2 separate regions of the Homo sapiens genome follow, and region 2 is linked to region 1. Evidence: chromatin loops called from intact Hi-C (ENCODE). Cell type or tissue: heart right ventricle. All regions are shown on one strand. Links, peaks and the distances in the headings refer to the core of each region. The heading gives the core; the rest is flanking DNA.

What was found. Peaks named below come from ENCODE experiments on the same cell type or tissue, not always from the same donor. Only the 100,000 strongest peaks of a DNase experiment are listed, where the experiment ranks them.
Region 2: a loop joins it to region 1, with 4 times the contacts of the local background. A loop is called at or near these places in 75 of 110 quality-filtered maps.

Annotation. Positions count from the first base shown.
Region 1 is chr6:148,174,013-148,184,973 of GRCh38, forward strand. No RefSeq gene overlaps it. Among named protein-coding and RNA genes, the nearest start is that of SASH1, 160 kb to the right of the region's middle. RefSeq lists an enhancer at 39-625. In heart right ventricle, for the core only: CTCF peaks have their summits at 3,801 (motif pointing right), 4,005 and 5,995 (motif pointing left); a DNase peak (open chromatin) is centred at 3,809.
Region 2 is chr6:148,238,345-148,249,305 of GRCh38, forward strand. It overlaps a transcript of SASH1 not described here. Among named protein-coding and RNA genes, the nearest start is that of SASH1, 99 kb to the right of the region's middle. In heart right ventricle, for the core only: no CTCF peak of the experiment used is centred there; DNase peaks (open chromatin) are centred at 2,297, 4,001 and 6,497; H3K27ac peaks cover 6,183 bases.

The DNA of each region.
Region 1 (10,961 bases), core at 1,346-9,345:
ATACACTGTATTATTTAAATAGAATCATAGCATTCACATTTCTCTCTACTACTCCACTGGTTAAGAGAAGTTTTGCATTTGAGCATCATTTTAATAAGATGAAATTGCATTGGGCTGCTTAGATGCCAACAGTGGGGAGGGTAAACCTAACAAGAACAAGAAGACAATATTGATCGCCTGCTTCCATCAGTTACCAAAGAACAAAGCATCGATGGTTGAGGAGCAGAGGGATGGGCATGGCATCACCTTTGGCTGGTGTCTGGCCGTGGATGAAAGCAGGAAGGAGCAGCTATCAGGCAGGGATGTTGAATTTACAGCAGGGGGTCTTCCCATCCCCCTCTCATGTCACAGTCAGTGTTACGCATCAACCAAGGCATTTGTTTCCATTGAGCCTCCGCAGAGCTCAGAACCAAGCATGTGTGTGGTCTCGGTGTCTGGCACACCCAGGAGTCATGCAGCGCACCTCTTCATTCCCACACCTAGCAGCCAAGTGCCAGTTTCTTCAGGCCAGGCTCCAGGTAATCTTTACTACCCAATCAGAATTGGCTCAAGAAATTCAAGCCACTTGCCTTCTGGGCCTTAAAGCCTCCATCGGGCCTTCTAAGATTTCTTTTTTTTGGTGGGGGGAGTGGGATGGGGAGACAAGATTTTGCTTCGTTGCTCAGGCTGGAGTGCAGTGGCACGATCACAGCCAGGCACAGTGGCTCATGCCTGTAATCCCAGCACTTTAGGAGGCCAAGGTGAGAGGATCACTTGAGCCCAGGAGTTCAAGACTAACCTGGGCAACATAGTGAGATCCCTGTCTCTACAAAAAAAAAAAAAAAAATTTTAATGAGCCAGGCATGGTAGCATGCACCTGTACTCCTAGTGACTCAGGAGGATGAAGTGGGAGGAACCCTTCTGATATTTCTGCCCTAAGAGTGCTTCCTCTCCTGATCTCTCTTAGGCCCATCTTGTTCCTGGATGCTTATTTTATATGCATCCAAATATGCACAAGACATATATTCAGTATCACCAAATAGTAGTTTTATTGTATGTAATAAATCCTTGGCTTGGCGCACTCTTATATAGATTAGAAACAGTATTCTTTATGTCAATGAATGTCACCACTTCTGTCAAGTACTTCTAGTTTCTACAGGCTCAAGAATACCTTTTCTTGACAATGGTTCAGGATATAGGCTGGTATTCTGCCAGCCTTCTCACTGTTAGTTCATTTCTTTAATAGCATCTTGGTGAGAGTCTTTTCAGAACCCAGGGACTCCAGCCTCCACCCCTTCTATTAACTAAAAATCCCTGAATAACCCTCCATATGGTGCCGGCATGGCATTTGATAAATACCTTGCTGATTATTTATCTGACTTTACATTTATTTTGACAGATTGAGCACGTTAGTCTGTATTGAAACTAAGCTCTTGTTGTAAATATCTTCCTACGGCTCTCTGGCGCTGTGTTGAGTGATCTACTGAACTTCTGCCACAGCAAACTTGGGGGAAATGAGGAAAAGGAAGGCACACTCTGAAACAAAAGCAGACAAAAGCAATTCTGAAAAGCAAGAAAAGGGACAGAACTCCATTGGAGGTCCTGGTGAATATATTTGTACCTTCTGTCAGCACGTCTCGTGACTGTAAACTGCTGTAACTACCAGGATCAATAAAGGGCAAGGCCTTGAGATAGTAATTATGCTAATTGGTAGTGACTAGAAAACACGCAGGCTGCAGGATAAGCAGACAGTGTCTTGGGAGAAACAGACACATTTGTTAAGAAGGGCAAGGTCTGGTAGGCTTCGTGAGACTTTTCCTATAATCAGTTTTCTAAGAAACACCACGTGCATCAGCCAACATAGTTTGAGTTCTTCCCTCGGTAGAAGATTGTACCAGGCACTGCAGAAGAATATCCAAGAAAGAAAGACTCAGCACCTGCCTTCTGGAAGCTTACAGCTTAGCTCATTCTCCAGGCATGCCCAAGCACGTGCACACACGCACACACACACACACACACACAAATTGAAAGACATTTTTACTGTATAAAAAATTGTCAAGAACTGAGAATCTGCCAGATATGGTGACTCATACCTATAATCCCAACTACTTAGGGATGCTGGGATGGGAGGATCACTTGAGGCCAGGAGTTCAAGACCAGGCTGGCCAATGTAGTAAGACTGTCTGTTAAAAAAAAATAATTAATTTTATATTAGCTGGTCTTGGTGATGCACACCTGTAGTCCCAGCTACCAGGGAGGCAGAGGCAGGAGGATCACTTGAACGCGGGAGTTGAAGTCTGCAGTGAGCTCTGATTGTACCACTGCACTGCAGCCTGGGCAACAGAGTAAGACTCTATGTTAAAAGATTTTAAAATTGAGAGAACTAAGAACGTAAATACCAGAATGCTATCAAAATGAGAAGGGACCAAAGTCAAGTGGTTTGTAGGTACCATGTTTGAGATGGAGCTTTGACTAGAGACTGGATGAAGGCATCTCAAGGCAAGAGATTTTTGTTCTTGGTAAAGAAAGTTAAGAATCTCTGACACAGAAGCTTCCCAGTTGTCATTGTATTACAGTTGCGAAAAACACCTTATTAGATGTGGAAGTTTAAAAGCTATCATTTACCATGTCCATGAATGTAACATGGATACTGCAATGAACTGAAAGTTTGTGTCCCCACAAAGTCCGTATGTTGAAATCCTAACTCTCAATGCAATGGTGTTGGGAGATGGGGCCTTTGGAAGATGATTAGGTCCTGAGGGTGAAACTCCCACAAATGGGATTAGTGCCCTTATAAAAGGAACTGCAGAGAGTTCTCCAGTCTCTTTCTACAATGTGAAGCAACAATAAGAAGACAGAAGTCTGCAACCCAGGAGAGGGTCCTCACCAGAACCCACCCATGCTACCACCCAGATCTTAGACTTCCAGCCTCCCGAACAGGGAGAAATAACCTTCTGTTGTTCATAAACCACCCAGTCTATGGTACTTTATTATAGCAGCTCAAACTGGCTAAGACAGACACTATCTTTGAACTGGTAATCAAATTAGTTAATCAGAGTGTGTGGATAGGTACCAAAAGAATAGACAAGCCAGTTGATTCACATTAATTACCTTGCTGGGCCACTGTGAAATTCTGAACTTTCCAATAAGCATTGACGATTAAAATTTTAGACAAAATTTTCTCTGGTCATTCGATTTATATATAAAGCTCAAGTATGAATAAAGCCTAAATATAGCTTAGTTAAATACATGAAAATTTAGAAAGACTATTGGAACGTCCTGGCTCTGTAAATATCAAATTCCTTTATCTTAATTGCAGCCTCAAATCACTAGCTCCAGTTATGAAAGATTACTTTCTCCAGAAACTAGACTACAGAATAGTAAGTAAAGTTTTCTATTATTTTATTCCATGAAAGAGATATGGGAAATCATAAATACCACACTTATCCTAAGTATCATATTTCAGTGTTTAAAGAAAATTCTGACAGTTCTGATTAAATAGGTCAGATCCGAAGGATAAGATTCACCATAGAGCTCTGGACTCCAATGTATGTCTTTTAAAAGAATGTCCAAACAGCACTATCATGTGAATTTCGTGTATTGGGTGTTCCGTGATGTTGGGTAGTGTAGAAAGAGACCTGAGCTAAAACCTGTGATGATAAGTCATTTCCCCTCCAAGGGCTGGCTGCAGCTTCCACTCTGCAGAAGGGATGAAGTTGGGCAGGGAGAGTATGACCTGGATGATCTATGAGAGCTTTGGAGTTCTGAACAAACGTTGGAAACGGATTTAGGGAACATGTTTGCAGGGTTGCATAACTGCTACCAGCAGGGGGCAGCACGGCTCAGATAATTACTATTTCTTGCCCTTCCTCATTTAGGAAAAACCTATGGAAAATAGGGACTTACCCCTCAGCCTTCAGGAGTCCTGTAACATATAATGGACCAAAGCCAAGGACTGCCCTTGCCTCCAAAGGGTTTGATTTTTCAAGACACAAACACCCGATAGGTGCACCGTCAACGACATTCCCCACGGACGCCTTCAATGATGATGTGACTTAGTGTTGACTTTCCTTTTTATCTTTGTCTTCTCTTTATTTCCTAGTTGTTTCTAGTCAGAGGAAGGATAGCTTTATACAGAAATAGGATTTATTTATTTATTTATTTATTATTTATTTTAATTGATCATTCTTGGGTGTTTCTCGCAGAGGGGGATTTGGCAGGGTCACAGGACAATAGTGGAGGGAAGGTCAGCAGATAAACAAGTGAACAAAGGTCTCTGGTTTTCCTAGGCAGAGGACCCTGCGGCCTTCCGCAGTGTTTGTGTCCCTGGGTCCTTGAGATTAGGGAGTGGTGATGACTCTTAAGGAGCATGCTGCCTTCAAGCATCTGTTTAACAAAGCACATCTTGCACCGCCCTTAATCCATTCAACCCTGAGTGGATACAGCACATGTTTCAGATAGCACAGGGTTGGGGGTAAGGTCACAGATCAACAGGATCCCAAGGCAGAATTTTTCTTAGTACAGAACAAAATGAAAAGTCTCCCCCGTCTACCTCTTTCTACACAGACACGGCAACCATCCGATTTCTCAATCTTTTCCCCACCTTTCCCCCCTTTCTATTCCACAAAACTGCCACTGTCATCATGGCCCGTTCTCAATGAGCCGCTGGGCACACCTCCCAGATGGGGTGGTGGCCGGGCAGAGGGGCTCCTCATTTCCCAGTAGGGGCGGCCGGGCAGAGGCGCCCCTCACCTCCCGGACGGGGCGGCTGGCCAGGTGGGGGGCTGACCCCCCCCACCTCCCTCCCGGACGGGGCGGCTGGCCGGGCGGGGGGCTGACCCCCCCACCTCCCTCCTGGACGGAGCGGCCGGCCAGGCAGAGGGGCTCCTCACTTCCCAGTAGGGGCGGCCGGGCAGAGGCGCCCCTCACCTCCCGGACGGGGCGGCTGGCCGGGCGGGGGGCTGATCCCCCCACCTCCCTCCCGGACGGGGTGGCTGGCCGGGCGGGGGGCTGACCCCCCCACCTCCCTGCCGGACGAGGTGGCTGCCGGGCAGAGACGCTCCTCACTTCCCAGACGGGGTGGCTGCTGGGCGGAGGGGCTCCTCACTTCTCAGACGGGGCGGTTGCCAGGCAGAGGGTCTCCTCACTTCTCAGAGGGGGCGGCCGGGCAGAGACGCTCCTCACATCCCGGACGGGGCGGCAGGGCAGAGGTGCTCCCCACATCTCAGATGATGGGTGGCCGGGAAGAGGCGCTCCTCACTTCCTAGATGGGATGGCGGCCGGGAAGAGGCGCTCCTCACTTCCTAGATGGGATGGCGGCCGGGCAGAGACGCTCCTCACTTCCCAGACGGGGTGGCAGCCGGGCAGAGGCTGCAATCTCGGCACTTTGGGAGGCCAAGGCAGGCTGCTGGGAGGTGAAGGTTGTAGCGAGCCGAGATCACGCCACTGCACTCCAGCCTGGGCGCCATTGAGCACGGAGTGAACGAGACTCTGTCTGCAATCCCCGCACCTCAGGATGCCGAGGCTGGCGGATCACTCGCGGTTAGGAGCTGGAGACCAGCCCAGCCAACACAGCGAAACCCGTCTCCACCAAAAAAATACGAAAACCAGTCAGGCGTGGCGGCGCGCGCTGGCAGGCTGAGGCAGGAGAATCAGGCAGCAGTACCGTCCAGCTTCAGCTCGGCATCAGAGGGAGGCCGTGGAGAGAGGGAGAGGGAGACCGTGGGGAGAGGGAGAGGGAGAGGGACAGAGGGAGAGAGGGAGAGAGGGAGAGGGCAGGATTTTTTTTAAGTAAGAATTCTTTACCAATCCTTCTTTCCCCAACATAAAATCTCCTATTTGAAGTGAAGTTTGAGGTAGGGACTCGAGAGGCAGTGCCTCAAGAAAGCCACACATTGTACAATGGAGAGCAGGGATGAAAACATTGTATAGAAGGAAATGACTCTTCCTTTTGTTAGGAAAGGAAAAAAGAAAAAGAAAAAAGCCATTAGCTGAGCAGTGCTGCCCCCTGCAGCTGAAAGGAAATGAGAAAAGAGGCTGAAATAATTGAGCTCCCTTGTTCTGTGAATTGTGTTTTCTTTGCAGGATTAAGTGTTTATTTAAAAATCCAACTTGCATTATAGCAGAATACTAAATTCTGTCTTCTAATTAATTTTTAAAGCTCAGATTTGATAGCAGGATTAATCTTAGCCTTATTTTCAAGACAATTTAAAAATTACTAGAGAACATTTGTTTCATTTAATAAAAACGTATTACCCTACAGTAAATTGCAATTCAGATTATACGTTGAGCTTCCATTTGGCTGAAGTATGTACTCTTGAACGGCTTTGTCTAAAATTAGAGACCATTTTCCTATAAAACAAGAGTGCTTGAGGGCTTGAACATCCAAAAATGTTACCTTAAGAGTAACGGGCTGTGGTATAGAAACTGCCATCATCAGATAATTACAACCACTTAAATGAAAGCACCTCTATCCACCCTTTCTTTTCCTTCCATCTTCTTTTTCTATGGGTGCTGTTCACATGCTGTCATAATTCCAGGGAGAGTTGCATAATGGAAAAAAACAAAAACAACCCTGTGCTTTGAGCTAGGGATCCAGGGTTTAACACCCTACTCTGCACTTTACAGTTTGTTTGACCTTGAACTGGCCACACAAGTATTCTGAGCTTATTTTTGCCATCTCCAACATAGGAGAAATAATAAGACCTATCTCACCAGGCTTTTGTGAGAACTGACTGAGAAAACAAAGAGCTCCTGTCAACCACTGGATGATGGTAGCTGGGGGACTTCTCTTAAGATAGGAAGTCAGCAAGATGGCTGTCGCGGATTCCTCTTCTCCATATGCGCATGTCAAGAGACAGAGGCTAATTCTCCTCTTCTGAATCTGGGCTGGCCTGAGTGACTAGTTTGACTGATAGAACCAATGGCAGTGACATTCTGGGACTTCTAAGGCTGGGCCATAGAAGTCTTACAGCTTCCACCTGTGTCTCTTAAATGCCTGCTCTTATAATGTTATAATCTTTCACAACCCAGCCACCAGGCTGTGGAAAGCCCAAAGCACATGGAGAGGCTATGTGTAGATATACCAGTTGGCAACCGAGCTGAGCTCCCAGTCAGCAGCTAGTGTCAACACAGGCCACACGAGTGAGCCATCTTGGGCATCTATCCCACTTGAGCCTTTAGACCCTTCAAGCTCCAGCCGTATGACAGATCCTGGACACAGACTACCCACTGAGCCCAGTCAACCCTCTGGGCTACAAGAGACGAGCATAAACTGTTATGTTAAGCCACTGAATTTCGGGGTGTCTGTTACATAGGCAATGAAAGATAATCGGAGAAAGCTACAGGGCAATTTTCTATTTTAAAGAGCAAATAGAAAAAACCCAAAGAAACACCTGAGAAGGAGGGGGTCTTACTATATGCATTTATCTGTATTTCATTATCTTGCCTCTCTAGTCATTGTTTCAAAACTTCCAGATAAGTTCAATTAGATTTGGAAGGAACATAGTGGGAGTTGAACAAATGTTGGTTGGATGACTAAGAAAATGAGCCAATGTATGAATGTTTCCTACGACATTAGTCCTCTAGTAGAAAGTATCTAATGACCAACAATCAATCAAAAATTTCCTTAAGAATTTATTATTTATAGGCTATTTTGGAATATAACCCTATCCCAAAGAAGTTCAAGTCTTATAAATAAAGGACTTGAATTAAAAGGACATTTGAAATAATGACGTGGCCGGGCTTGGTGGCTCACGCCTGTAATCCCAGCACTTTGGGAGGCTAAGGGGGCTGATCGCTTGAGCCCAGGAGTTCAAGACCAGCCTGGGCAATATGGGCAAACCCTGTCTCTACAAAAAATACAAAAATTAGCTGGGTGTGATGTCACATGCCTGTAGTCCCAGCTACTCAGGAGGCTGAGTGGGGAGGATCACTTGAGCCCAGGGAGGTAGAGGCTGCAGTGAGCCATGATCACGCCACTGCACTTTAGTCTGGGCAACAGAGTGAGACCCTGTGTCAGTATAGATAGATGGATGGTTGGATGGATGGATAGATAGATAGATAGATAGATAGATAGATAGATAGATAGATAATGTGCAGATTTGTTTGGTAGGAGTTACAGACAGAAGATGGATTGGGGATGAAGAAATGCACTCAGATTGCTAGAGCTAGGAAACACCTTTTCTGGGATATGGATCACTCTGCACTCAGAAGACTAGGTGAGATGACAGAAGGAGTACTCTGGAGGCTGGATGTGGTGGCTCACACCTGCAATCCCAACACTTTGGAAGTCTGAGGCAGAGGATCACTTGACACCCGAAATTCAAGAGTCTGGGCAACATAGCAAGATCCCATCTCTATTAAAATAAAGAAAAAGAGGGAGGGAGGGAAGGAGGTAGCGAGGAGGGGAGGAAGGAAGGAAGGGAAGGGTGTTCTGAGTGAGATGTTTGGGAACCAATAAGAAAGATTTTATGATGGGGATTAGTACTCAATATGAGTAGGTGCCCAACACAGGATTACAAGAGGCATAAAGTTCAGCATAATCAGAGCCCCGTCAGAGCCATAACAGACCAAAATTCCCCTCTGTGGGGAATTCAGTGTGGTCTAGAGACAGGAAGAAGGGGAGAGAGTGAGCTGAGAAGCTTCAGTCCCTAGGGGTTGGAAGTGTGTAGGATGACCCACACATTCCCCTGAACTAAAAACTCCGAGGGAATTGGAATGGAGGGAACACTTATTCATGCTGAGGAGCCTCATAGCGTGAGGATGGTGCATCACCACAGGTACACGATGCCATGGGCATTTTCAGAGGATCTTTATTTTTACTGCAATCTCTCTGAACCCTGTAAAACAGGGACAATAGAAAACTGAAAGTAGGGGTGTGGCCCACCCAAGGCCACCTGACTAGTTAGTAGACAGCCCAGACCCAGGTCTTCTGCCCTATGGGTCAAGCTCGCACCGAACTGCTCCACCCTCTCCAGATTTTATTTTGTTCAGGGCCCACCAATGTCTCCAATGACCTTGTTTACAGCACAAAATAATGCCACCAGGCTTCTCTTTAAAGCCGTTTTGAGAAATGGCATATTACTCTCTGTTAGAAATAATGACTCTGATTGCTGGACCAAAATACAGCGTGTCTATCACCGAAATAATTCAAAAAGCTATTTTTGTGGGTCACATTCTATGTGATAAAAACCGTCATTTTAGTTGACTTTAAAGGACACATCTCTCTGTAAATCCATAGAGCGTGCTGTAGTCTGTCGGCTGAATGTGACACCTTCCACAAAGAGTATATAAATGACTCTGATTCAGAACGGAGGTTGAGCAGATAAATAAAGTTGACAGTTCACAGAAGAGGTCTTCATTACTAAATTATTTGGGGAGGTTTTGTAAGTCAGGAAAACTAATCTGCAACTAATGCTCCTTTGGTGCCACTTATCCCGTAGCCATCTCCTCACACTGACTGCAAAGCAAGCGCATGGAGTTTTACCTCCCCATCATCAATTACAAATATGTCCCTTTTTTACTCCTCTCTGTGAGATTGCATTTCTTATAAATTGCTCTGCACCGGGGCCTTGTGAAGTAAACATCCAAATTTCACAGGCATCTGTGTCCACCTTAGCCAGCAAGTGACGGCCACCTTCTTGAAGCAGCTGGAGCCAGGCTGGCCTCACGCGTGGTCAGACACAGCAGGAGGAGGACGGAAGCCACGTGCTAGGTCACAAAGCTGCGTGTCCACATCCCACGTGATAGATCTGCAGAGGCTGCTTGGCTTGTCAGAAACTGATGGCCACAGGCACAAATCAAGCCAGTACCCTTCTGCCAGAGAATCAGCAGAATCTTCCTACACCTGTTTGGTGGCAAGGGTCAGGGACGTTCTGCAGCATAGATGGCAGGAGAGCTTTTTATGGAAGCCACAAGAAGGCAGACATCATTGATGGATGTCCACTGGAGGCCAGTACCCTACTGGAGGAGCTTCATGCTCAGTCCATCAGCTGGGGAAACCATCATTGCACACGGTTTAAAGACCTGAAAGGATCAACTCTGTGTGTTGCTGTCAGTCATTTGCTGGGTGAAACAAAGGGTTGAAGTGTGTGTAGGAGAAATCTTTATTTTGAAATCTAACAAGGCTATCTAAGAATGTTCACAGGATGCTTACAACAAAATGGACTTAAATATAATGATTTACACTAATTTTTAGAATTTATACCTGCATAGTTAGAGGATACAGGAGAAAATATAGTATATGAAGATAATCTATATTTTTTCTTTTGATTCATTTTTTGATTTTTTTTTTTTCCCCAGACAGGGTCTGGCTCTGTCACCCAGGCTGGAGTGCAGTGGCACAATCTCTGCTCACTGCAGCCTCCACCTCCAGGGCTCAAGTGATCCTCCCACCTCAGCCTCCTGAGTAGCTGAGACTACAGGCACAGACCACCATGCCCAGCTAATTTTTGTATTTTTGGTAGAGACGGGGTTTCACTATGTTGCCCAGGCTGGTTACAAATTCCAGAGCTCAGGCGATCTGCCCACTTCGACCTCCCAAAGTGCTGGGATTATAGGCATGAGCCTATAAAAGCTATACCTGGCCTTTTAAAAACTTCTTATGCTTGGCTCCACGTATGTGTTCCTATCGGAAAAACCTATTTGATTTGCTTCCCTTCATAAATATTGTGTGTGTAGTAGAAATGGCTTGATATGCTACACATCAGATTCTTTTTCCCTTCTAACTAATTCAGTTTGGTTTCCTTGTGTTTCAGTGGTTCTCAAAAGTAAGGGCACAGTCAACATTTGACTTATAACGTGTTCAGGGAATGTTTGTGCTTCTTCAACCAAAATGTGCCCTTTGAAGTTACGAAGAATTAAAAAGATTATCAACTATTTTATCAGGTTCTGCTTAAAAGAACATGAATTGGTCCACAACTCAGCTCAAAGCCCTGGTTTTCTGGGAGGTATAAAGGTACTTTAGGCTGAGTTCATAGGAA
Region 2 (10,961 bases), core at 1,943-9,942, 65 kb after region 1:
TCCCAAGTAGCTGGAATTACAGGCATGCGCCACCATCCCTGGCTAATTTTTGTATTTTTAGTAGAGACAGAGTTTCATCATGTTGGCCATGCTGGTCTCAAACTCCTGGCCTCAGGTGATCCACCTGCCTCAGCCTCCCAAAGTGCTGGGATTACAGGCGTGAGCCACCGTGCCTGGACTTTTATTTTCTTTTAATATACCATATGAAGTTTTCCACACATTTTAGTCATTATATCTTACCCACCCTGTCCCTAATGTGTGTATGTGTCATACACACACATACACACACACACACACACACACACACACACACACACATCCCAAATTGTAAATTCTATGAGAGAAGGGATTTTTATGACTTTGCTCATTGCTGAGTTTCCTGGACTAGAAAAGGGCTTGGCGTACAGTGGGTTCTCATTGAATATTCATTTAATACATCTACCCCACTCTTTTGTCACATCTAGGCACGTTCCTCTGCTACTCACCCAGCCTCCATTCCCGGTGAGTTGGGGAACTACAAATATGGGTAAGCTCAAAAATAGCTCCCAAAAGTCACTCTGGGATACGCTGTCATTCAATGACCAAAAGAGCAGGCAGATTGCAGGGAGCTGGGCAGAGGTATGGTCGGATAGAAGCAGAGACAAAAACTGTGAATCTGCAAAGTACCGAGTATTCACTGGCCCATGAGTTTGCCATGCCAGATGGTTAGCTCAACTAGGGACATTAGAGTTACTGAAACTCTATCACGGGACCTCATTTTGAGGGGCTTCTGAACTTATTTGAGGTAGGGCTTTGCGCTCACTGATTCTACGTACATTTGTTTGACTGAGAGACATATTTCTTTGGTCTAAGGTGAGGGTTGTTTGTTCTGTAGGGACTCATAATCACTAAGTAGTTTGGGGATGTGGGTATTTCCTAAAGGAAATGATAACATAACAGTGTGATCCTTCCAATAGGAATATAATAATCCTGTCCCGTTGTCACCATGATATGGCCTTAGGATGTTTTTCTAGAGGGAGTGTTGGCTCAGGGCTGCCCCTCCCACACGCTCCTAGCACCGTGCTCTCCCGTAACAGGGCGTGGATTTGAAAGAAGCCTGACCAGCTGAACCTCTGTGAAAGGGAAGCTGGCTTAGCTTTTGAAACCTTCTTCATTCTCAAAATCTGGACTCCTTTTCATTGTCAGAGTTCTGGAGCAGGCACCAGACATGTTGAATTCTACTCCAGGTCTGGCTCACACTTGCCAATCAATCTCCAGCAAATCACTGTGCGCGAATCATTGTCTTTCTTGTTTTTAGTTCTTTCATCTGTAAAAGTAGCACCTTGCTAATCAATGTCTCAGCCATGACATATAGATCGGCTTTTTTTTTTTTTAATTAACCAAAAATGGTTCATAAAATGACTTTAGGAAATGTTATCATGCTATAATAGTGCTTCTTTTTTATTTCTACTTGCAAAACCTATCTTCATTCCCTCCTCTGCCTAGCTAGGACGCCTAGGGAACACCTAAACTTCCAGCAAATATTGTCCCTGCCTTGAGCTACACTCGGGTGCTCACACACAAGCCAGATGGGAGCTGTTGAGTGTCAGTGTTGACCAGTGCTCATGCCCCAGCCCTGGCCCCGTCACCTCTTCGGCATCACCTGCATCTGGTTCATCTCCCAGGACACTGACGTGTGGCAGTAAGACAGAAAGCTTGTACCATGTGTCATTCTGTCCTGTAAAAAAATGCAGTTATATCAGAGATCTGTCATTCAAAGATTCTAAACAAAACAATTCCTATGCCTAAGAGGAAGAACATTTCTGTTGTTTTGTTTGCTTTTTTTTTTTTTTTAACCTGAACCAGTGCCTCACTGGGGAAAGGAAACACTCAAATGCTCAAAGCCTAGGTCTAAACATTGTCCCCACACAGTGTTGATCAACACTTGGCCCGAGGTTGCACTGCAGTTTTAGTTGTCTGGGTTAAGTGTAGGGTAAATTCAAATTCTCACTGTTTTCATGGAATAATTGCTAATGAATATAATCATCTTCCAATGTCATCTGTTTCATTTGAAAGTTGGCAGGAATGAAGAAGGCAGCTTTCTTTAGAAATGATTAGAACATGGTTATTAGGGTGAGGTCATTGGTTTACAATTAAGTCATTATTTTCCCCCTACAGTTATAATAACAGTGATGGAACCCAGAATCTTGTTGCTGGCTCTTTGGCAAAAGAAGATCAAATTTTCAGAGTTTGGGCTGCCTTCCCTTAGTTGAAGGAATATTTTCCCACACCCGAGGCTGCTGGTGGGTGGCTGTCCCTCATACCACATGCATTTCTCTATGCGTCAGGGCTCTGCGGGCCAAGACGACTCACAGTATTCGCCAACTTGGAGCTGAAGGCTTTTCAACATGATAAAGAGGAAGATATTTTAAATTAAATTCCCGTTTGGCATTATTGTCATTTGATCTGTCCTGGGCTAATAAAGGGAAGAGCTATTCTTTAAAGAAAGAGAAAAGGCATAGCCAATGATTTTGTGCTCCCCATGAAAGAAAAATATCTTCTTGCTGGGTTTAGGAAAAGTTATCGGCTTCAGACCTCTAGGCAGGATTTAATTTCCCACATCATTATTTTTGCCTGCATAGTCACCATTTTTTTAAAGTTATGTTTTTATCTCTTTTCCTCTCTTACAAACAAAACATGTCAAAGTCTTCACAGACCTATTTTTGGCAAGCTCTGAAAAATCTGTAAAATATTTAAAGGCCATCAAGGGGAAAAAAAATATCCACTGGAATTAGAACCATCAGATTCTAGGTACTCATTGAAATAAATACAATTTCAAATTCTGCTGCCCCATTAAAGATTGCTTTTATTTATTTGCGGGTTTGAGATGAAGAAATAGTTGGAAGAGGCTGGAAATAGGAACTGAGACTCGCCTTCTCATCCAGGCTATGTAGTTAACTAGTTGTCATGCCCTGAGCAAGTCACTCAGCCTACCTGAAAAGCTGGATTATATACATATTAAGAACTCTAACAAGCCAAATGCCTCCAAGCAAGTGGGCACATACAAGTGCTGAAGTCATACATTTTGCAGTTGTACATCTAGAATTGTCTTAAAATACATGCATTGAGATGAGAACTCCTAGGCAAATGGCATCTCCTCTTGCTTTTAAAACTTGAGATTTATAGACCCCTTGAATTGTGTCTAAGAAATTCATAGCAATATGCCCATTGTAAAGTCTCAGGGTACCCATTTATATTCTGTATAAATATTTAAACAGAGAATTTGAACACAGATAGTCATCAGAAATGAAGCGAGCTGCAATATCATATAGCTGCATAAAGCAGTAAAACTTCATAGTTAAGAGGGCAGGTTCTGGAGCCACGCAATTGGGGTTCAAATCTCTGTTCTGACATTTATTAGCTCTGTGACCTTGGGAAGTTGACTTAACTCCTTCACGCTTCAACCTTCTTATCTGGGCATGGGGCTAATTCCAGTACCCACCTCGTATGACTGTTGTAGGGATTCCAGTAGATCATACATTTGTATCAATTACCTCTATTACTGGCACAGCAGCAAGCGTTCACTAAATGTTAAATGTTATTTTAATAACCTGAGAATTGGGTCAAAAATGAAGAGCATGAGACCCCCATCCATGAATTATTACTTTGATCTTCTTATGATTTCATATCTGATAGAAAGAGGTAAACAAAATGGTCATGAATGATCTTTGTTAGTTTCTTGGTGCCTTAGTTGTTTCCACACACGGACATCGTAAGATAATGTAGGACTATTCAGGATTAACTGTAGTCAACCAGTCTCTTGCTATTTACATGCAACTAACAAGCAAATGGTGAGGACTTGACTAGTAGTGCTAAGGGATCATTTTCCTTGTGTAAGTAACAAGCTAAAATAAAGTCATTGTGATTCAGAGAAACAGAAAGGGTGGGAAAATATGTGAACGACTTCTCCATTCCAGTGGGAACCTGGATGGAAACCCTCTTTTTGGAAGCCAAGAAGGCAAAGTTCCATTTTTTCTTGGCAAGGCACTTTACGAGACTCTGAGTGTCTTTGGACTCTGTATTTTGGTAGCTTGGAATTAGCCTGGGAACACTTTCATGCCCAAGTGATTTGAGAATCTCTCCCTTAATAACAAAGACTCCAATTTCTAGTGTTCAATCTTTCTCAAGGCCAAGTAAAGCGTCCGTTTGCATCTGTTTCAAGTCCCCTTTCACTTGCTTTTCACACCTCAATGTTTATCACAGCTTTCAAAGAAAGCACGTTTATCATTCACAAGGTTATTTACAAGTTAAGAGATGACCTCAATATTCCATTGTAGTTCTTTCAAAAAGGGTAGCTGCCACTATAACAAATACATATCGCAATTTATTCTGATCTCTTCTCTGGTGGAATATACTATGGGGGCCTCAGGGTCCCTTATGCCGTTGGTTCATCTACAGATAGACACTATTTTTTTAGGATTCTTTTTCTCTATGAACTAGCCCAAGCCAAAAAAGGGAAAATCATTTCTTCCTTAAGGACCATGGGCTCTGGCTCTATGCTGGGTAAATCTGTGTTCTCCAGTTTATTGGCACTCAATATGTGATTTTTTTTTTAACTCTTACTAATGGTATAAATCCCATAGGTTGGCTACCTCTAAAAACAGGATGTTTTGGCTGGCTGATTGTATGGGAGAATTAGAATTCCATGTTGGGTAGGTACAGTGGCTCCCGCCTGTAATCCCAGCACTTTGGGAGGCTGAGACAGGCGAGTCACTTGAGGTCAGGAGTTTGAAACCAGCCTCACCAACATGGCGAAAACCCATCTCTACTAACAATACAAAAATTGGCCAGGCACGGTGGCTCATGCCTGTAATCCCAGCACTTTGGGAGGCCAAGGCGGACAGATCACCTGAGGTCGGGAGTTCAAGACCGGCCTGACCAACATGGAGAAACCCCGTCTTTACTAAAAATACAAAATTAACTGGGTGTGGTGGCTCATGCCTGTAATCCCAGCTACTCGGGAGGCTGAGGCAGGAGAATCGCTTGAACCTGGGAGGTGGAGGTTGAGGTGAGCCAAGATAGTGCCATTGCACTCCAGCCTGGGCAACAAGAGCAAAATTCCATCTAAATAATAATAATAATAATAATAATAATAATAGTAAAACAAAAATTAGCCAGGTGTGGTGGCATGTGCCTGTAATCCCAGCTACTCAGGAGGCTGAGGCAGGAGAATCGCTTAAACCCAGGAGGTGGAGGTTGCAGAGAGCCAAGATCACGCCACTGTGCTCCAGTCTGGGCAAACAGAGTAAAACTGTGAAACTGTGTCTCAAAAAAAAAAAAAAAAAAAAAAAAAAAGAATTCAATGTGATCAGGAAACTTGAAATCCTGCTTTAAAGTTGGACTTCCACCTTTAGCTCCCTAAACAAACGTGACAGTCATTATTGAGCTTTATAAACGTGTTAGTAATTGGGAGACTATGGAAATGAGGAATGGCCAGTTTTATGTTTTAGAGAAATGATGCCAGGAAGACCACTCTTTCATTAAATCAAATCTGATCCTCCACATTAGGCTATGCAGGGAGACTTGCCATGTGGGAAGCGCCTGGCCCACCTGGCCAGGATTTGGAGTCTCTCCTCTGACAACTACACCAGCCTCAGGGGACACTCTCTGCCTCAACTCTGTTGGCAACCACTGATGAGATTGGTTTCTGAGTTCCCCAAAGCACTCTGAGACTAGGCTGAAACATGTAAAGAAAACCCCATTAAATGACTAGGAATAGCAAAAAGAATAAAATAACCCACAATTTTGTTCTTTGCTCTCAACACAGCACTTGACCATCTTCCCCCTTTCCCAGCTCTAAGCCTGCATCCATGTGGCAAGGCCATTATTCCCCTCTACCAGGCAGGACCCGAAAGTATGCTTAGACTCCTGGAAGCCTAGACCTTACCACCTACTAGGTTTTGGTATCCTGTCTTCAAACACGTATATTCCTTGCATGTTTACACTGGAAAATGTATCCCTATCATGCAGAGGAGACCGGCTTTATTCACAGGCCTTGGTCTTTCCCATGGCCTCAACAAGACAACCACATCAGAATACTACATGCACATATTGATGGATGAACACACCCAGCGGTAGGACGTTGTTTTATTATAAAGGGTTATTATGATGATACAAATGTCACAGACATTTAGAGAGTGGGCCAGTGTTCCTGGGTGCTAAGGCGTTGTTTGCAGCTCTAGTGGGAGGCAGAGGAAGGTACACATTGTAGGCCTCCGTTTCTTTAATAGGGAAGACCCTCTTAAAGAGGGTGCAGCAGTTTGGAGAAGAAGCTCCTGCTGTTGTTGTTGCTGCTGTTGTTTCTCCTGGGGCCACGTGTCTGACTGCTCCTATTTCAGGGCAACTGGGTCACAGCTGTGCTGCCGGCCACAGGGCTTCTCTAAGCATAGGCCCCAAGGGCGACATGAGAAAAGCCACCTGACAGAGTGGATTCTTGCTTTGCCTGGCTGTAAGGAAGAAAGAACTTCATTTGCCCTAAGCTGTTCACAGGTTCTGGGGCCTGGGGCCTGAGGCCTGGGGCATGTGTGTGTGTGTGTGTGTGTGTGTGTATGTGTGTGTGTGTGTGTGTGTGTGTGTGAGAGAGAGAGAGAGAGAGAGAGAGAGAAAGATTACAAGCTGTATCTTGGTATTCCTTTTTCAAATCCACATTCCATTACCCCATGTTCAACTCAGTTGGTTTCCAGGAGCCCTCCCAAGAGAAACAGCTGCTTGATGCCTTAAAGAGGAAATGTTAAAAGCTCTTGAGATTTAGAATTTTAGAATCTGCAGGGTTGATAACTTCCTCTCTGCTTATGAAAACAAATAGCACTAACTCCTCTTTCTCGACACAAACACGGTTCCCAAATGATTGTTTTCCTCTCTCAAATACGGTTCTATCAAGGAAGAGCAGATAACACCAGGTAGCCTGCAATTAAGTTGTAGATGCTAATAATAAAATCGGTTCTTGGTATTATAGCATGGATACTGTTCATCATTATGCTGCAATTGAAAAGTGATACAAAGATAGAGACCAGAGAACTTCCGCTTGAGGCTAGACGGTTTCCCACCTTTGAGATACAAAAGGTCAATCTAACACAAGTGATTACTGATTTGGAAGCATTAAGTTAGAACAATTAATTATCCCATAGTAAATGCATTACTGGTTGTCTCTCCTGGGGTTCTTTAGTAAGGTTGAGTTATAGAACTGGCAGTGTAGCTCTTAATAACTGAAGGGACTTTTTTCTTTCGGAAGACATGTTAGTGAGAAGGGGGTAGTGTTTTGGTACGGTTTGGTTTGGGTTGGGTTTGGTTGCCAAGTTTGAGAAAACAAGAATTAAGCTGGGGGCCAGGTGCGGTGGCTCGTGGCTGTAATCCCAGCACTTTGGGAGGCCAAGGCGGGTGGATCACGAGGTCAGGAGATCGAGACCATCCTGGCTAACACAGTGAAACCCCGTCTGTACTAAAAAATACAAAAAAATTAGCCGGGCATGGTGGTGGGCGCCTGTAGTCCCAGCTACTCGGGAGGCTGAGGCAGGAGAATGGCGTGAACCCGGGAGATGGAGGTGAGCCCAGATCGCACCACTGTACTCCAGCCTGGGCGACAGAACCAGACTCCGTCTAAAAAAACAAAAAAAAAAGAAAAAGAAAAAAAAAGAATTAAGCTGGGAAACATCTGCTTATCCCTAACACATACACAAACACACATGTGTACACATACATGCATGCTCAGACTTCATATTTTTCTCTTCTCTTCTCTTTTCTCTCTCTCCCTGTCTCTCTCTCCTCTCTCTCTCTCTGTCTTATAGATTACCCATATTCTTGAGAGTTGACAGAACAGTGGATTCAGAAACAAGAGCTAACAGGAATAAGTAGAAGTCTTTTCATTGTCATTTATCTTATCGTCATTCAGTTCATGTATTTTCCTCTGGCAATTCTTTTTAAACAGAATGTTTCCTTTAGAATTGTTTCTTTCTCTCAACTTCAGCCCGAAAATTTTAAGGTAGTGGGGTAATGTTTATGTGTGTGTGCTTTAAAACAAACAGTAGACCTTTCTGGGTGTTGAAAATGATTAGTGACAGCATCAATACCATTCATTTGTGTTATTTCACACATTTTTCCATAAAGGGATTCATCCCAGGACTCATTTATTCTTGATTCAACTCATTTCTCATCACTAGCTTTTGGTGCCAAGTACAAAAGGAGTTTCAATCCTCCTAAATATTTGCAGATCAGATAGACATAAAATAATAGAGAGACTATTCTATAGTAAAAAGAAAATATTTTAAGGAAGGGATTACTTTGTATCAACCACAGTCAGGTTCATAATTTATCTGACATGCTTGTAAACAAACAGCTGAAAGATCTTCAGCCTCCAAAATATTATGAATACTTTTGCAATGAAAAAGTAAATGTGTTCAAAAACAAAATGATTTGTAAATTTAACTAAAAGTTTGCGTCGCTACGAGTTTACTGGTATCCAAAGAATATCACACACTTTTTGTTTCCATTTACTGATTCATCAAATATTTATTGAGTCCTTAACCTATGCTATGTACTTGTACTAAGTGTTTGGAATGCAGATGGCCCTGCTCTCAAGGAGTTTACAATCTAGTGGGGAGACAAATAAACAGTTCCAATAAAGTGCTGCTGAAAATAAGGGAAGAAGGCCAAGGGCGATGGAATGGACTGTCTATCCCTGAGGACACAATGTTTATTTTAGTCAATTTGCCATGGTCCATGGACTAGCTTCACAGACTTAGAAACCTTGGCATAGGTGAAGATTGTCTCTCAGAAGTGAATTCCCATTGGCCAAGTAATTAGAATAACTAATAGTAAACTAGAATGCGAATTTATTAATTTGCCCTGAGAAATAGAACTGCCCAAGAAATGAGATCCTTAAGTTCAAGGTTCAGCACACCATAGGCAGCCACAATGCAGCTAAATTACAATAAGAAGGCTTCTTGGTAAGCATGAAATAGAAGAAATTAAGGTTCGATGAAAGATCCTGAGAAATTATAATGACACCAAGCTAAGATAGCCTGGTACCTCCATCTCCTAAAATGGGGAGACCTGACGCTGTGATGGCAGAAGTCAAAGCTGGGGACAAGAGCACCTCCTCTAGTGGACAGTGAGCACCTTCAGGCCACAGCCGGAGTTGGCCCATCCTGAACCCCTTATGGAGACGCCTTTAACAGTTGCCATCCCCCTTTATTGGCTGGGTTGATACTCAGCTGGAATGCAGTTGTGGTCATATCCGGGGCCTAAAATCTGGTTTTACTGGGGCCTAAACCTTATACAAGTTTGTGGGGCCTCTTAAAGAAACAATAAACCTTTATGAGTAAAAATTAATTATGAAAGTAAATATTTCTTTGGAAAGTTCCCATGCAAGTGGGGACTCATTTATTTCATAGAAACTAAAACCGAATGTTAAGTTATGGAAATACTTTCATGCTACTGTAGTTGATAAAGCGCTGCCACCCTGGCCACTCTGGCCCCTCCCTGGGAAACCCTAGACCTCCTCAAATTCCAGCAATTAAAGGATTAAAGGCTGAGAGTATACCATCTGTTCTGAGCATGGTAATTGGTAAATATGTTTAATGAGTATCTCTTTTTTAGACATTGGCATATATTTATGATGTACTGCATTATGTATTGATTTTGCCATTTAATTCTCAATGCTAAGCCCTTATTTCAAGTTCTTGGAAACCTCACAGTCACCCCTGAATGCTAACAATTCATACAAGTCCGAAATATTTAACATTTCTTTTACAATCCTCCAAACTGCCAAAGAATGGAGCTGAGTGAAAGCTTTATCTCTTAAGCAGTACTGGTTTCTAGAGCATTCCCAACAAGATCTCCTAAGAAAGAAGCTTGGTGAGGGTGGTAATTGGTGATAGTGCAGCCTAGGGTCCTGAAGGACTAGGAGAGAAGGCAGTAAGGGCATTTTCCTGTTTGTTTATTTTAATCCAAGAGCCGGTACAAAGCTTTCCCCAGGGGAAATTTGATATGTTATTAAAAGAAGAAAGAATGGGTGTTCAGTGAACAACAAACAGCAAACACATCCTCAATAATTCTAACTCTTTGCGGCATAACGTGCAGAATTCTGCCATAAGGGTACAAGTCCTCAAAATCTACCCTCTACCTGATACAGGTACATTTGTCAGGGGGTAGGTGGAACATTTTTCTTGTATCTTTATAAAGAAGCAATTACCATATTTGACTGTGGTACTTAATTTTCCACAAATTTCCCATCAGCTTGGTGTAATGTTGTTCTTTGGAACATTTGCAACATTTTCAACTTCATCAAGTCAAAAAGAACAGTTTATGAAAGCAGTCACTTCCCCCCACAAGCCTCAGAAGGAGCTTCATTTGGTGCTAAAGCATCTCCATATGATTTGTAGCTGTGTTTCCCAAGGGGAAGATATACAAAGGACACTGTGAGAAAATCTGCTCCTTATTTAAACTGTGAAGTGTTGGTAGAACTACCTTCTTCTGACAATCAGTGAGGACCACTGTGGATGTTAAATGCAAACAAGCAAACATTGTATTTTTTTTGTATTCTGTCCTTTTAAAACTAATTTATACAAAATCTCCAATTAGGATTCAATATTTTACATACTGAGAAAACATAGTGTGTGGTTCCTAGAAATTTAACAGTTTACATAGTATAGAACCTGGCTCACAGTGAATGTTTGATGAATAACTGATGAATGAATGAATGAATGAATGAATGAGTGACTAAAGAAGCACGCCAGCAAAATGGCTTTCTCCCTGAGAAGGCTCACAGATTAAAAAAATAAATTTACATTTTTTACTTATTGTCTAACAAAGAATATACAGGTCCTAGAGCAGTGGATGACAATTTTGCTAAACGAATGAATGACAGCATAATTTCCCTGAGGGGAGAAGCTGCTTATCAGAATGAATACTCCTGCAGAGACTGT